Linked DNA regions of Homo sapiens: region 2 is linked to region 1. The links are chromatin loops, found by intact Hi-C in ENCODE. Cell type or tissue: Caco-2. All regions are shown on one strand. Each heading gives the region's core, and the rest is flanking DNA. Links, peaks and the distances in the headings are about the cores only.

Region 1 (7,717 bases), core at 1,702-5,701:
TGCAAATGCAAAATGAACAGAAAATGAATGAATCCAGGAGCTGGTTTTGTGAAAATATTAACAAAATAGGTAGACTGCTAGCCAGGCTAATAAAGAAGAAAAGAGAGAAGAATCAAATAGACACAATGAAAAATGATAAAGGGGATGTTACCACTGATCCCACAGAAATACATACTACCATCAGAGAATACTATAAACACCTCTATGCAAATAAACTAGAAAATTTAGAAGAAATGGATAAATTCCTGGACACATACACCCTCCCAAGACTCAACCAGGAAGAAGAAAGGATTCCCTATTTAATAAATGGTGTTGGGAAAACTGGCTAGCCATATGCAGAAAACTGAAACTGGATCCCTTCCTTACACCTTATACAAAAATTAACTTCAGATGGATTAATGACTTAAACATAAGACCTAAAACCATAAAAACCCTAGAAGAAAACCTAGGCAATACCATTCAGGACACAGGCATGGGCAAAGCCTTCGTGATTAAAACACCAAAAGCAACGACAACGAAATCCAAAATTGACAAATGGGATCTAATTAAATTAAAGAGCTTTTGCACAGCAAAAGAAACTATCATCAGAGTGAACAGCCAACCTACAGAATGGAAGAAAATTTTTGCAATCTATCCATCTAATAAAGGGCTAATATCCAGAACCTACAAGGAAGTTAAACAAATTTACAAGAAAAAAAAAACGGCCCCATCAAAAAGTGGGCAAGGGATATGAACAGACACTTCTCAAAAGAAGATATTTATGTGGCCAACAAACATATGAAAAAAAGCTCATCAATGCTGGTCATTAGAGAAATGCAAATCAAAACCACAGTGAGATACCATCTCAGGCCAGTTAGAATGGTGATCATTAAAAAGTCAGGAAACAACAGATGCTGGAGAGGATATGGACAAATAGGAATGCTTTTACACTGTTGGTGGGAGTGTAAATTAGTTCAACCATTATGGAAGACAGTGTGGTGATTCCTCAAGGATCTAGAACCAGAAATATCATTTGACCCAGCAATAATCTCATTACTGAGTATATACCCAAAGGATTATAAATCATTCTACTATAAAGACACATGCACACATATGTTTGTTGCAGCACTATTCACAATAGCAAAGACTTGGAACCAACCCAAATACCCATCAATGACAGATTGCATAAAGAAAATGTGGCACGTATATATACCACAGAATACTATGCAGCCATAAAAAAGGATGAGTCCATGTCCTTTACAGGGACATGGATGAAGCTGGAAACCTTCATTCTCAGCAAACTAACACAGGGACAGAAAACCAAACACCACATGTTCTCACTCATAAGTGGGAGTCGAACAAGGAGAACACATGAACACAGGGAGGGGAACATCACACACTGGGGCCTGTCAGGGGTAGAGGTGGGGGAGGGAGAGCATTAGGAGAAATACCTAATGTAGATGACGGGTTGATGGATGCAGCAAACCACCAAGGCACATGCATACCTATGTTACAAACCTGCATGTTCTGCACATGTATCCCAGAACTTAAAGTATTATAAATAAATAAATAAATAATTTTTTTTACAGTTTTTAAGAAGAAAAGAAAGAGGAGTTTAAAAAAAAGAAGGTTTCTTTTCCCAGATACAAACAACTGTATCTATTAATTTATTTATTTAACTTTTATTTACTGAAGTTTCCTGGGAGGCTATACAGAGCAGTGGCTAAAAATGAAGGCTTAGGTTTACAGTTTGTTGGTTCACACTTCAGCTCCACGACTTTGTCATCCTATGGCTTTAGACAGCAAAGCTAAACATGTTCCTTAGTCCCCTGTGTCTCAGCTGCCCATCTGGAAAATGGTGCTGAGGATTAATTGAGACAGTCCACATCAAGTGGTTAAGATAATGCTTGGCATATAGTAAGCACTCATTGAATGTTAGGGTTATTATTTCTATATATGAGACATAGGGTCCTGAAAAACTACAATAGCATATATCTCCCCTAAAACATCCTATATGTACACCTATAATGTAGGTGAAAATTTCCCATAAACTCCTGAAAGGGGCTGATGTAAAAGAGCTTAAAATTTGAGGAAAGTAATTGAAATAGGCTAATATGAGCTCTTTATAAATATCTACCTAAACTGCTTGGGCTTATGACTAACTAGACAGCCTATTTCGTGGTCGTGCTACTGTTTACATAGATCCAGTGTCATTCTTTTCAAAGGATTAGAATCCGGCATTAGTACTTCTACCCACCTGAATGATTAAGGATGCACAGATGAGTTCCTCTGATTTGAATCATGAATGATAGTGAAGCATTTTTCTATACTTTTGTCTTTTAACACTTACAGTATCACTATAACATATTTATCTCCTATTTTACAGATACAGAAGTTGACACATAAAAAGTGAAGGGTAATTCAAACCAACATTATCATATCTGCTAAAACTTCTAAGTGTCCAATTCTTGATTGTGAAAATCATGTATTTGCACCAGTCCATAGACTCACCAAAATGGCCCCTCCACTGATAAACAAAAAAATAAATAAAAAGTGCAGGTAGGCGGTGTCATTGTATTCTCACATGCATACACCTGAGTGAAGCTCAGAGAGATAAATTACTGGTTATGTACTCAGCAGGATTCACACCAAGACAGGCTGATGTGAAATCTCTGCTCTGCTCTTTCCATATATTAAGATCCTCTTCCTTTTTGGTGACTTCTGCTGTCCTGATTTTTTGGGTAACATGCTTGTGCTAGAGGTGGCTATGATAAAAAGGTCAGTCTTAGCCAACTAAGCTTAAGCATTAACAAATGAGAGTTTTATGCATCTACTAGAAGATTTAGTTGGGCTGTAAAGATTTATTTGAGCAATGCTTTTGTTATACTTTTCTTCATAAGTGGAGACAAGTTTGTCCCAAGATACATCTCTTAATGCATAAATTCATATATGTATTACTAAGACTTTTCCCACAAACTCAAGGGATTAAGTTGTACCCATAAATATATACATTTTGGATAATGTTAAAATTTTACCTACATTTAAAACTAATAGTTAATCATAAATTCAACAGAGAAGGGGTGGGTTACAAGATATTTGGAGAGGTGGGAGGTATCTTAGAGCTTAGAGCTTACCACAGTAAGTCTTTGCAAGCTCTTCCTCAAAGTCAGCCTGTGCCACAGCTAAGACCAGGCATTTTGGACTCAGACAAGCTTGATTGGAACAAAGGCTGTTGAAGCTACTTAATCTTTCTGAACCTCAGTTCCTTCATCTGTAAAATGAAAATAATAATGCCTGGATGGTTGTAATGCTTAAATGAGATCACTTGCCTGGCACATGGCAGTCACTTGTCACATGTTGTTTACCTGTGGTTTCATCCACTCCACCCATCTCATTCTTTTCAAGAGACTGACTTTAGAATGCACTGTCTTCCCAATCATTAAGTAAACTTTCCGCAGAGAAAAAAAAATGTCAGGATTATTTTTTTCTTTGATCTCTCCTTTCTAGGTTATCTTTAGCCAACCTTTGCTTCTTTGGCATGGCACACGTGTCTCACCTCTCCATGTCCGGAAGTAGTCACAGCCATCTAGAACTCTGAATGATATTCCCCTGACAAGGATGGCTTACTGCTGCCCACTCAAGTTGTCAACAACCAGATGCTGAACACTTAGCTATTTAAAATTGGCACCCCCCAACCCAACTCCATGAGAAAAAGCACACCTGGTGGGCTTCCTCCACAGTCTGGAGAGGCTTCTCCAGATCATTCCAAGTGGTTTGGATTTGGTGGAGCTACAGGGAGGGGTGCAGTGAGATGTGAGGGTACTTATTGCTCCAGCTTTTAAAAGGCCACAGAGCAGAATGGTAACAAAAAAATCAAAATCACAAACACTAATGAGGCTTCCTAGTTGGTGCCAGCTCTATTCCTGTCACCACCCTTCACAGCCCCAGAAGAGAGTAGAGGATTATAGTTTGGTGGAATCCTTGGGGCACATTCAAAGAGTTTGAGATTTTGTTTGAAAGTCTGTTTGCAGACAGTAAAAATGGATTAAATTGCCTCTCCAACACAAAGAAATGCCAGGTCTCTGTAGAGGTAAGACACCAGAGACTTAAAGTGATACTAGAAGCAAAATAATGAAAAGACTCCAAAATACTGGACCGTCTTTACAGCTAACGCTATATACCTTGTGTTTAAGAGTATATCAATTAATTGTGATAGAAGGAACCAAAGAAATAAGGCATTCAATAATATGTCATTTCTTGTTGAAATGAAATACATTAAGGACCCTGGTATATATTATATATTCTTTTTTAAAAAGCACAACAGGAAGTTATTTCTTGCATTGTATTTCTCACTGCTACTCCCTTCTATAAAACTCAGATTCTGGCTGGGCGCAGTGGCTCACTCCTGTAATCCCAGCACTTTGGGAGGCCAAGGCGGGTGGATCACATGAGCTCAGGAGTTCGAGACCAGCCTGGCCAAGATGGTGAAACCCTATCTCTACTAAAAAAAAAAAAAAAAAAAAAAAATTAGCTGGGCGCGGTGGCAGGTGCCTGTAATCCCAGCTACTTGGGAGGCTGAGGCAGGAGAATTGCTTGAACCCAGGGGGCAGAGGTTACAGGGAGCCGAGATGGAGCCACTGCACTCCAGCCTGGGCAACAGAGCAAGACTCTGTCTGAAAAAAAAAAAAAAAAAAAAAAAAACCAACTCAGATTCTTTGTGTATAACTTCTAGAAGTGATATGGATGGGTCAAGGAGTATTTATACAATGCCACTGGAATCCAAAAAGTAAGAGAAGAATAAAGATGAGACTTTTTAATCTCTTTAACTGTAACTTTTCAAATAATTCTAAAAGGTTAAATTTTTTATTACTTTATGCATGTTGAAAGCATTAAACTGTATATCTCACGGAAAAAGAAAAAAAAACTGTTCATGGCAGCTACAGCAAGATAGTGCTAATAAAAAAAGAACCATGTATTTGGTGAGATATCGCTGGTTATCCATGCTCTAAAATGCTGACATTTTCAACTGATATCACCTAATAAAGATATAGAAGAGAAGATCAACGACATGGATACTATTTTTTTTCCCTCAAATGGCCTAAATTATTATCAGTCTTACACAAATAGATTAGTATTAATAGCTCTTTTCAAGGCTGAATTAATATTTCCAAAACTTAAGAAGTCAACTTATTATAACATTCATTGCATATATAGTTTGTTATATATACTTTTTAAAATTTCTGCCTTTTTCATGTGTTCATATGTCTGTCTGCACCTTTGCCTGAGTGTTTCCTGTTGGTCTTCACTATGACAGGCATTGTTCTGGGCTTAAGGGGACAAGGATCTGGCACAGTTCCTGCCCTCAGGAGGAGTGACATTCCGAACACTGAGTGGCGGGCTGTGTGTGGGCTATAGGTGCAGGTGCTACATTCCATCAGCTACAGAGAGAGCATATGCTTTGAAAAATGAGGAAAACTTAATGAAAAAGTACACACTTAAATTGAGCTCTGAAGGAATGTCTGAAATTATTTTGAGAATACTGTTCTTCTTAGTGTAAGAGAATACCATGTTCATCTTTGATAAATTAATAGACTTTATTTTTTAGAGTAGTTTTAGGTTTACAGAAAATTGAGCAGATAGTAGAAAGTTCGTATACAGCTCTTGCCTCCCCCTCGTCCCCATAGAGTTTCCCTATTAATAACGGCTCACATTAGTGTAAGACATTTGTTACAATTGATGAATCAATCTTGATACATTGTTATTAATTAAAGCCCATAGTCTATATTAGAGTTTCTCTGTGTTGTACGGTTTTATGAGTTTTGACAAATGCACAGTGTCATGTGCCCATCATTACAGTATAATACAGAACAGCTTCAATGCCCTGAAACTTCTGTTGCTCCACTATTCATCCCTCCATCTCTTTCCCTGGACTTCTGGCAACCACTGATCTTTTTACTTTCTTCATAGTTTTGCTTTTTCCAGAATGTTATATAGTTGGAATCTCACAGTACATAGCCTTTTCCGACTGACTTCTTTCACTTAGCAATATTCAGTGAAGGTTCCTCCATGTCTTTTCATGACTGGATAGCCATATTCACTTTTACAAATAGGAAAAAATAAAATAAAAAACTATCACCCATAATCGCAGAGATAAGCTCTATGAACACTTTGGTCATTTCTTTCCAGGTTTCTTCATAGATAGATAGATATACTGAATTATCCTATTATCGATAGTATTTTGATATCTTTTCTGTTACTCAATAATTTATCATGAATATTGTACTATTAAACATCAGTTTGTAAAACTACTTGTAATGGCTAAAGATTATCCCATTTCTGGTTGTATTACTTATTAAACTAAGTTTTCATTCAGGAGCATGAAGGTTGTTGCAAAATTTTTGCTACTGTATACAATGCTATGATGAATATCCTTCTTGCCAAATATTTATTTCCATATCTTTAGGAAAAATATTCTAGATGTGTAATTGCATTACACAGTGGGTACAATTATCAGGCATTTGATAGAAACGATCAAGCTCTGCCCTGGAAGGTCTCTAACAATCTCCATTCCCTGCACAGGACAAGAAATTGCACACTTCCCTATACCTCATCAAAGCAGGGTAACATCATTTTAAACAATGTTTAAATTAGAAGATATTTGTCATGCACTTATTGGGTGGTTAGGAGGTTAGGAGAGGGAAGAAGGCACTTGATGAGAATAGCATGAACAATGGCATGAAGGTGAGTAGACATGATCATGCTAGAAAATCAAATACCATACTGTGGTTGAAGTACAGAGAGCGTTGAGTGGAAGAAGCATGAGCTGAGGCCAGAACGACAGATTACAGTCAGATCACAAAGGTCCTCAAATGCCCAGCTGGATGAATGCATGTCTTTGGAAAGCAAAAGACAGCCCAAAAGGTTTTTAAGTAGGGTAGTGACCTAAACCAAGCTATGCGAAGATTAGTTTTGCAGCAGCATGAGGGTAAACTGGAGTAGGCTGATAAAGGATTCCAAGACCCTGTTTAGAGACATGAAAATGTTGATGATAGGGATGATAACTTGTTGTTTTAAGGAAGCAACAGTGGGACTGCAGAGGAAGGATGAAATGGGGAATAGGTGCCAAGTGAGGTTCCAGAATTTCTTTGGCCCCTTTGCACCTTGTTTTCCAACATCTTTCTCTCTCCCAGAAACTTCTGTATCTCCAGATGATACAAAGTCCCAACTCAGAGATTGTTGCTTTAACATAGGGACTTTGAGGACCAAAAACAAAAAGGAATTTATCTTCCATTGTGGAATTTTAGGCAATATGACAAATCAGAAAAAAAAAATCTTTAGACAGAGGCTTTTAGTAACATTTTAGTAACATTTAGTAGCAATTTTTAAGCCATCTGAGAATGCTTCTGTGCTCCCCCCAGTAAATTGCTCTGGGTTTGAATTTATTTGTATGAGAAGCCACATAAAGGTGTAAAGTCAAAATCATATTTAGTTATGCAGTCAATAAAATAGACTCTATTAAAACAGACTCTGTTAAAAAGAACACAATGGCATGACATTGATGCAATATTTAGTTACCACAGATATGATACCAGTTCCTCCAATGGACTCTTAGAACTGTTCACAGAATTTGTGACTAGATCAGAGAAGCTAGTTCAAGGGAAAGGGGCAGAGGAAATGACAGGTTTAGAAGGAGCTAGTGGGTCATCCACATTTGAATGTCCATCCACAGTTGAAGTGG
Region 2 (7,717 bases), core at 1,201-5,200, 64 kb before region 1:
AAGTCACAGGCAGTAACTACAACAACTGGAATTTGAATGCTTGTCTAATGACTTCTGTCTAATGGCTTTTATAGTTGTGCAACAGGTGTGTGTTCCAGGCCTGTCATGGATGTTTTTCCATAGCTAGTCACCTTCCCTGCAAAACAGAGGGTGGTCCTCAAGGAGAGCAGGATGTCTTCTGGAGCAGAGTCTTCCAAAGAGCACAGGAGACCAGGGGCTCCTTGAGGGGAAGCAACTTTGCCTTATTCTTATTTGTGTCTTTCAGCATCTGGCACAATAAATGCTTGTCTCTTGATATTTGTCAAGATGGGTAAACAGACGCTCTTTATTGTCATATCATCTGTTTCCTTAAGTTTGGTATCTGAGTGACAGTAATAATGACTAACATTTATGGAGCTCTTGCCAGTTGCTTTACTGGTGGTACCTGTTATGGTCTGACTGTTTATGTCCTCCCCCAAATTCCCATGTCAATGCCCTAACTCCCAATGCAATGGTATAAAGAGGCAGGGCCTCTGGGAGGTAATAAGGTTTACATGATGCCCTCACGATGAGATTGGTGCCCTTATAAAATGAGACCAGAGCTCGCTCTCTCTCTCTCCTCTCTGTCCTGCCATGTGAGGATACAGCAGGAAGATGGCCATGTGCAAGCTAGGAAGAAGACAGAACTCACCAGGGACTGAAGTGGCCAGTACTTTGATCTTGGACTTCAAGCCTCCAGATCTGTGAGAAATAAATTTTTGTTGTTTAAGCAACCCAGTCTGTGGTGTTTTGTTGCAGCAGCCGAAGTGAACTAAGACAATACCCTATGAGCTAATACCATTTTAGCAGTGAAGAAACTGAGGCTCAGGGAGCTTAGCAACTTTCTCAAAGTTTCTGTGTGCTAAGCTGTTTCCCTGCCCCTTTCTGTCTGAGGGGAAATTGAAATATAAAGCAACAACCTGTTGCAGAAATATTTGAGTAAACAAACTTCAGAAAGAGTGTTAGAACCCAAACTAGCTTTCAAGTAGAAAAATCAAGGTATTCCTGGGTGCTGTTAGTGTGAAAATACAGGAAATGTCATTGGACCCATAGGTGGGAATTATGGGCAGGTCTCATAGAACAGGCACCTAGAAGGTAGTCGGTAATCAAGAAAACATTTCTTTCCACGAGGCTGCACGATCCCCCTCATCTCTGTGTGTCTCTCATCCTTTATCGGCCTGCTTCCCTCTTCACCTGATTCCTCTGCTTGTTCTTTTGGGGTGCAGCCCTACAAGGAACACCAACCTACATTCTGCTTGTCTCCACTGATCTGCTCTGTCTTTGAGTATTTCCAGTTCTAGAAATTGGTAGAAAGCCAGCTCATATGAGTGAGACCGCATGTACCACAGGCGGCTGGCCAGCTACTTCTCTGGTTCCTTGTCAAAACTGTTGCATACATGTAGCTCAATCTATGATCATCTCTGCACAAACAAACAAACAAACAAACAAACAAAACCCAGCCCTGCACCCTTTCTGTGAATGGGAAGCAATGTACAGAACATATTAAGCCAAGAGGTAGGTAAGGCAGAAAATTGAAAGATGATATCTGTTATTGATTTGGTATGAGTTAAAGGTACATGGTTCTGTTTTAGATATTTTATAATAATAAAAATGAAAAAAGAGAAAGGAATTGCCCCACAATTACGTTTTCAAAATATGTTTATTTTTTCCCCTAATTTTTCTTGAGGTTATTTAGATATTTCTTGACAAATCTTCATGGTAACATATGTGAAAGCAGACATGTTTATTTTCTTTGATTTGGTGGAATGAATTATCAAAATTCTGGTTTTTAACATTGTTAAAACTTCTGAGTAAAAAATTTCTAACAAATGAAGTGTTAATACCAAAAAAAGAGTGTTAGCTATGAGTGGTATGTAAATAAGTTGTCAAATATCATCAATAATAATTCTGATCACCATTTTCTTGGGTTTATTATAATAAGACAAATGTTGCTCCCAAAGAAACTGCTGATTCTGGGGCAGGGACAAGAGCTCACCAAGAAATCCAGCTACCAAAATATTTTGCCTGGTCACCCGGCCACAGGGGCTGATGGCCAAATCACAGACTTGAAACCTAATGGCTGTGAGTGCACATCAACGTGTTCATCTGTCTGGTATTATTATGTAGTTTTTGGAAAGCCGTGATCTCTACGTCAGATTGTTTTTTGCAAAATAAGAAATAATACTGGGGTCTTGCCTCAAAAAAAGCAGTGAAGATCAGCTCATAGAAATGTTTGAAATCTAGGTAGTACTGCAGATTTGTGGACGCTAGAGAATGACTGTAAGAAGTGATCTTAGGCGGGAAAAGCCCACTGTTAGGTCTTGGCTCATGCTCCGCGTTGCCAATTCCCAGCCTTGCAATTTTGGACAGGTTATTTAATCTGTAAGTGTGCTTCCATTTCATCACATATAAAACAGAAATATGAAAACCTGCCTTTGAGCATTTTCATGGGGATTAAATGAGATAAGTTCTGTCTGGCACATACCAATGCACAAATAAGCTTAGCAAATGTTTTTGTTTTTTAACTAGATGAAGATAAGTCTCTCCAGTGGTATATTTTTCTTTAGGAAAAAAATATCAGTACATGCTTTTAACATAAACCTGAATCTAACTTCTATATAATAATGGACAAGATAAGACTCCAGAAATATTTTAGAATTTTCTTAGATGAGCTCTCAATCTGTGTTAAAACAGGTAAAACCTTTTACTATAGACTGAGAAGGAAGAGAAAGGAAAAAAAATGGCCTATTTAAACAATGAGGAATATATATATATATATTTGTCAGTATCTTAAAGAGGCTTTTCTTATACAAACAGGAGTATTTGCTGGTCAGTGCCCAGATTTTTTTTTCTTTTGATGTACATTAAAAAAATTAAAAGAAATATTCTTAGAAAGACATCTGTGCCTGGGGTGACTCACATTTGATCAATCCCTGTGAACTGAGCTTTTCAGGGGATGTGCAATTATTTGCTCAGTTAGGCTTAAACTTTTTATTTATCTAATCACCCCTCTGTAATGCTTTGATCTGAACTTCCAAGGCCTATTTTTCAACCACTTTAGCTACATATTTTAAGTCTTATAGTCTAATCAACCCTAGCCCATAAAACATGCAATGTCCTGTTTAATGCCTCCTATTAGGAAATCAGCTGCCACATGGATTTTGTAATCTCCCACTTTGTGACTGGGTGAGCTGTTTGGAAGTGTCATTAATGTCATTATTCCAGGAGAGCGAGAGAGAGCCAGCAGCCAAGTGCATCCCCTGTATCCCAGCTGGCTTCTCCTTGCTAACGTTTGCCGAGTGACTCAGAGGTGAATCATCGGTTTCTGCAGGTGTAAGCTTGGGAGTCCTGGAAGTCTTCCACATCCCAGTGGGGGCAAATGTTTACCTCATTAATTCATGGGATTACTCAGTAGTTCCAGCCAACTTAATTTGACTGTATAATAGTTAAAAATATGTGTGTGTATGTGTGTGTGTGTGTGTGCATATTTACTTATAGCCCAGGAGTGTGCTACAGCTTAGAAATTTAAAGGTAAAACCTGTCATTGAATAATTAGAAAATGTTGTGTTTATTTGAAACATTTAGAAAAAAAAATTCTATGTATGTCATTTTACTGTAACATATACACTTGGTAATGATATTTCTCACTTTTCTCTCTGTGCTTGGATATATGTGAGGGACTGAGGTCCATAACAGTTGGTGAATTAGCCCACTCTAATTCCTTTCCCAGCCTTGGGGCTTATTTAGTTGAATGTTGTCAGAAACCTTAGCCTTCAGAGACTTTTTTCTTTTCAAAGGACACTCAATTTTTGGTTGTAAAAACAAAAAAGTAAATATAAATATATTTCTTCACTTTATTCATCTCTGAACAAATCTTGCTTTTACATCTTAGTAGTGCCTAATGAAGATAACAACCATCAACTAAATTAGTAAGATTTAAGAATATAAAAATATAGTTACAGCGCCAATTTGCTGAAAATTAATGGTCATTAATCAAGACCTATGATGCAATAGCTAATAATTGATTTCCTCCTATGTTCTAGCACAATGTAAAATGCTTTACAAATACTAATTTATTTAATTATTAGAACACCCTACAACATTGGTACTCTTATTGTCTGCATTTTACAGATGAGAAACTCCAGGCAGAGAGAGGTTAGCCAGCTTGCCTAAGGTCACACACAGATAATACATGATGAAGCCGGCATTTAAATCCAGACAGTCTGACCTTAGAACCTGAATTATAAAACACTATGTTATTATGGTCTAATGACAAATTTTTAAAAAACACAGAAGAATCTATGCATGTAAATGAATCCAGTCCATCTTAAAGTAGCCACCTATGTATGCTCTATACTTATTTCAAATTTTGCTGTGGCTTAACACTTCCAGAACTCTCTCTTTTCTTTCATTTCTAAAAAAATTCTTGTGGAAACTATGCCTTGTTGGTCTAAATATCACCAGTAAAAGCTTCACTCTTTGAAGTTGAATTTGATTTTGGAAATAGTTGAAAGTGATTCAAAACTCAGGTTGGTGAAGAGAGGAGGAATCAAGTTTGGTAAGATCACTATAAGTTAAACTGTCTCTAAATATAATTTTCAAGCAGGGATTCTAGAATTCCAAAAATATTTTGTGTAATGGTAGCATCATTAAAATAAATGGAAAGCCTGCAAAGGTCATTCTGAAGAGCGTTAGAAAGACAGAGAACAGTAGCATAGAAGTTTCTGCTACAGTGATTCATCCTCTAAACATATGAAACCATCCTATTAGGTCACAATTCAATAGATGCTATTTGACTACCTGACCTGTTAGAAGCCCCTTTCAATTCTTCTGTATCCAAATTTATATAGGGGACATTATCGGTCAAGACCCTGGTGAGAGAGTGACACAAAATGGGTAATTGAGGAGAGTTAAATAAAGAAACAGTTTACAGGGTTATAAGCAGGATTTGTGGAAACCAATAACAGAAAGTGCAAATCCCTGGATAGGCAGCATGGAGGCACCATCATGCCCCTCAGCCTGAAGGGGCGCAAGGAGAGGAGCAGGGGCAAGAACCAGGGAGGGCTGCTGCTGTGAACAGGGCTGCATGCAAGGGCCTGCATTGGGGGAGGCAGCCAGCCCATGTCAACCAAACGTAGGGGGGAGTCAGCTCAGAGCAAATACCCCATCTCACTCTCCTCCTGCCCTCTGAACTCCTGCTACTGCCCCACAGACCAAACCCAACCAGAACACACAGCAAAGAGCCAGCCTGTTGTCACATGCCACAGAGATTACCTTTTGGGAGCACACAGTGGGGTCAAGCCTGCCTTCTCTCTGGTTCTCACCTTTCCTAGAGGAGAGGAACTGACGCATGGTAAAGACATTTCATATACAAATTTCAGTTACCCAACTGGCCTAGGAAAGGGAGGAGAGGAAGAATCTGACATTTATTGACAGTTTTTACATTTAGTGAGTACTTACTATGTACCCAATGTGCCAGGTGTTTTACTTATGTTAAAAATGAAGATGCATTATGTGAAGAGAATTTCACTTTACTTCTGTGGTTTCCCTCCCCTCACAATTACATTCTAATTATGAGAAAACATCAGATAAACCTTATCTCTATTGAGGGGCATTCAATAAAATATCTGAGCAGTATTCCTCAAAACTGTTAAGGTCTTCAAAAATAAAGAATTCCGAGAAACTATCACAACCAATGGGAGCCTCAGGAGACATGACCAACAAATATAATATGGTATCCCTGATGGGATCCTGGAAAAGAAAACAGACATTCGGTAAAAACTATGGAAATCTGGGCCGGGCGTGGTGGCTTACACCTGTAATCCCAGCACTTTGGGGGGCCGAGGCAGGTGGATCACCTGAGGTTTGGGAGTTCGAGGCCAGCCTGACCAACATGGAGAAACCCCGTCTCTACTAAAAATACAAAATTAGCCTGGCGTGGTGGTGCATGCCTGTAATCCCAGCTACTCGGGAGGCTGGAGCAGAAGAATCACTTGAACCGGGGAGGTGGGGGTTGTGGTGAGCCGAGATCACACCATTGCACTCTAGCCTGGGCAACAAGAGCGAACTCCATCTCAAAAAGAAAAACAAAAAAACAAAACAAAACAAAAACTATGGAAATCTGAGTAAAGTGTGGGCTTTAGTTAATAACAATGTATCAGTATTGGTTGATTAATTGTGACAACTGTATGTACTAATGTAAGATGTTAATAATGGTGTGGGGTGTATGGAAACTCTCTTATCTTTGCAATATTTCTGTAAATCTAGAACTATTCTAAAATAAAAATTTTATTTAGAAAATAAAAGTCTAGTGCTTCACTTTTCTTGGAGAATAAGAATAAAGCAAAGGAGGAAGAGAAAGAGGAGGAGAAAAGCACTCTTCGGTCATGCTTTCTTCACAGCCATTGCTCTGCCATAACACCCAGCCAGCATTGTGCTGGTCAGGAGTTCCCACCACTGCTTCACTGGGCACTTATGCAAATGACTTAAACATTCTCACCTTATGATGTGAGGTGTTAAGTTGGATTATTAAACTAAATTTTCTGAGATCTAAGGCATCAAACAATCATCATTTAATATGAAGGACACCATTAATAGCTCTTTTACAAAATCAACTCCTACTCCTTTAAAAACAACAACAGGCCAGGTGCAGTGGCTCACGTCTGTACCCAGCATTTTGGGAGGCCAAGACAGCCAGATCATTTGAGGTCAGGAGTTCGAGAGCAGTCTGGCCAACATAGTGAAACCCCATCTCTACTAAAAATACAAAAATTAGCTGGATGTGGTGGCACACGCCTGTAGTCCCAGCTACTGGGGAGGCTGAGGCAGGAGAATTGCTTGAACCTGGGAGGGGAGGTTACAGTGAGCCGAGATCACACTACCGCACTCCAGCCTGGGTGACAAAGCGAGACTCTGTCTCAAAAATGACAACAACAACAACAACAACAAAATATGCCTAGTAAAAACAAAATAAGGGCACTTAAGTACTTTAGCAAGAAAAATTAACATTATTCGGATTTAACAATAGAAATAATAAATTCTACTCCCAAAGCCAGTTTTTACCTCAAAAATTTATCAGAAGGATGTTGTTTTATAAACAAGCTGTCTTCTAGTGATGTCAACCACTCTTATCTCTAACATGTATATGAAAATGTGTGTGCATCAATATATACAATATCACGAATCACTGACAGTACTATCTATGGGAGGTGTGAATATAGGATATCAGAGCCACCTATTGCTGTGTAGGCTGCTGGTCCACCATCATAGCCCCAGAGATCCCATGACGGGGCCTTACATTTTTATTTCAGTTTGTGTTGAGCCTAGGTCTTTCCTAGGGCCATGAGAGACGTGGAGGGTTCCAAGGCTGAGGGAGCGCCTCGTGACCCACCATGTGTGCCTGCCTGCACAGAGCAAAGTCCCTGACATGAACAGGCTTCTCTGGTAATGCCTGCCCAGCCCCTCCTAGCTCAGCTTATTTCCAGTATGGAATTTCTCCCCTCTTATTAGCATCCTCCCAAACTTGCCACTCTGCTCCATCTCCTGGCATCCATGTGTGTGTCCTATGGAGGCCACAAGCAGGGAAAGCGTAGCACTGGCCATGAGCCTTAGTTTGTTCCATTACAGGAAAGCCTCCTTCTTTTTCTGAGGAGTGAAAGGGAGTAAAAGAGTGAAGAGGAGTAATGGGTGGAGTGGAAAG

Evidence for each region. Peaks named below come from ENCODE experiments on the same cell type or tissue, not always from the same donor. Only the 100,000 strongest peaks of a DNase experiment are listed, where the experiment ranks them.
Region 2: it touches region 1 in a loop (4-fold over the local background); 2 of 110 quality-filtered maps call a loop at or near these places.

What each region holds. Positions count from the first base shown.
Region 1 is chr3:182,144,254-182,151,970 of GRCh38, reverse strand. LOC105374243 (a long non-coding RNA gene) reads left to right here. Exons shown (of 6, transcript XR_924758.2): 6 at 2,366-2,446. Among named protein-coding and RNA genes, the nearest start is that of LINC01206, 200 kb to the right of the region's middle. In Caco-2, for the core only: no CTCF peak of the experiment used is centred there; a DNase peak (open chromatin) is centred at 3,510.
Region 2 is chr3:182,208,248-182,215,964 of GRCh38, reverse strand. No RefSeq gene overlaps it. Among named protein-coding and RNA genes, the nearest start is that of LINC01206, 260 kb to the right of the region's middle. RefSeq lists enhancers at 3,083-3,584, 2,488-3,687. In Caco-2, for the core only: no CTCF peak of the experiment used is centred there; a DNase peak (open chromatin) is centred at 3,284.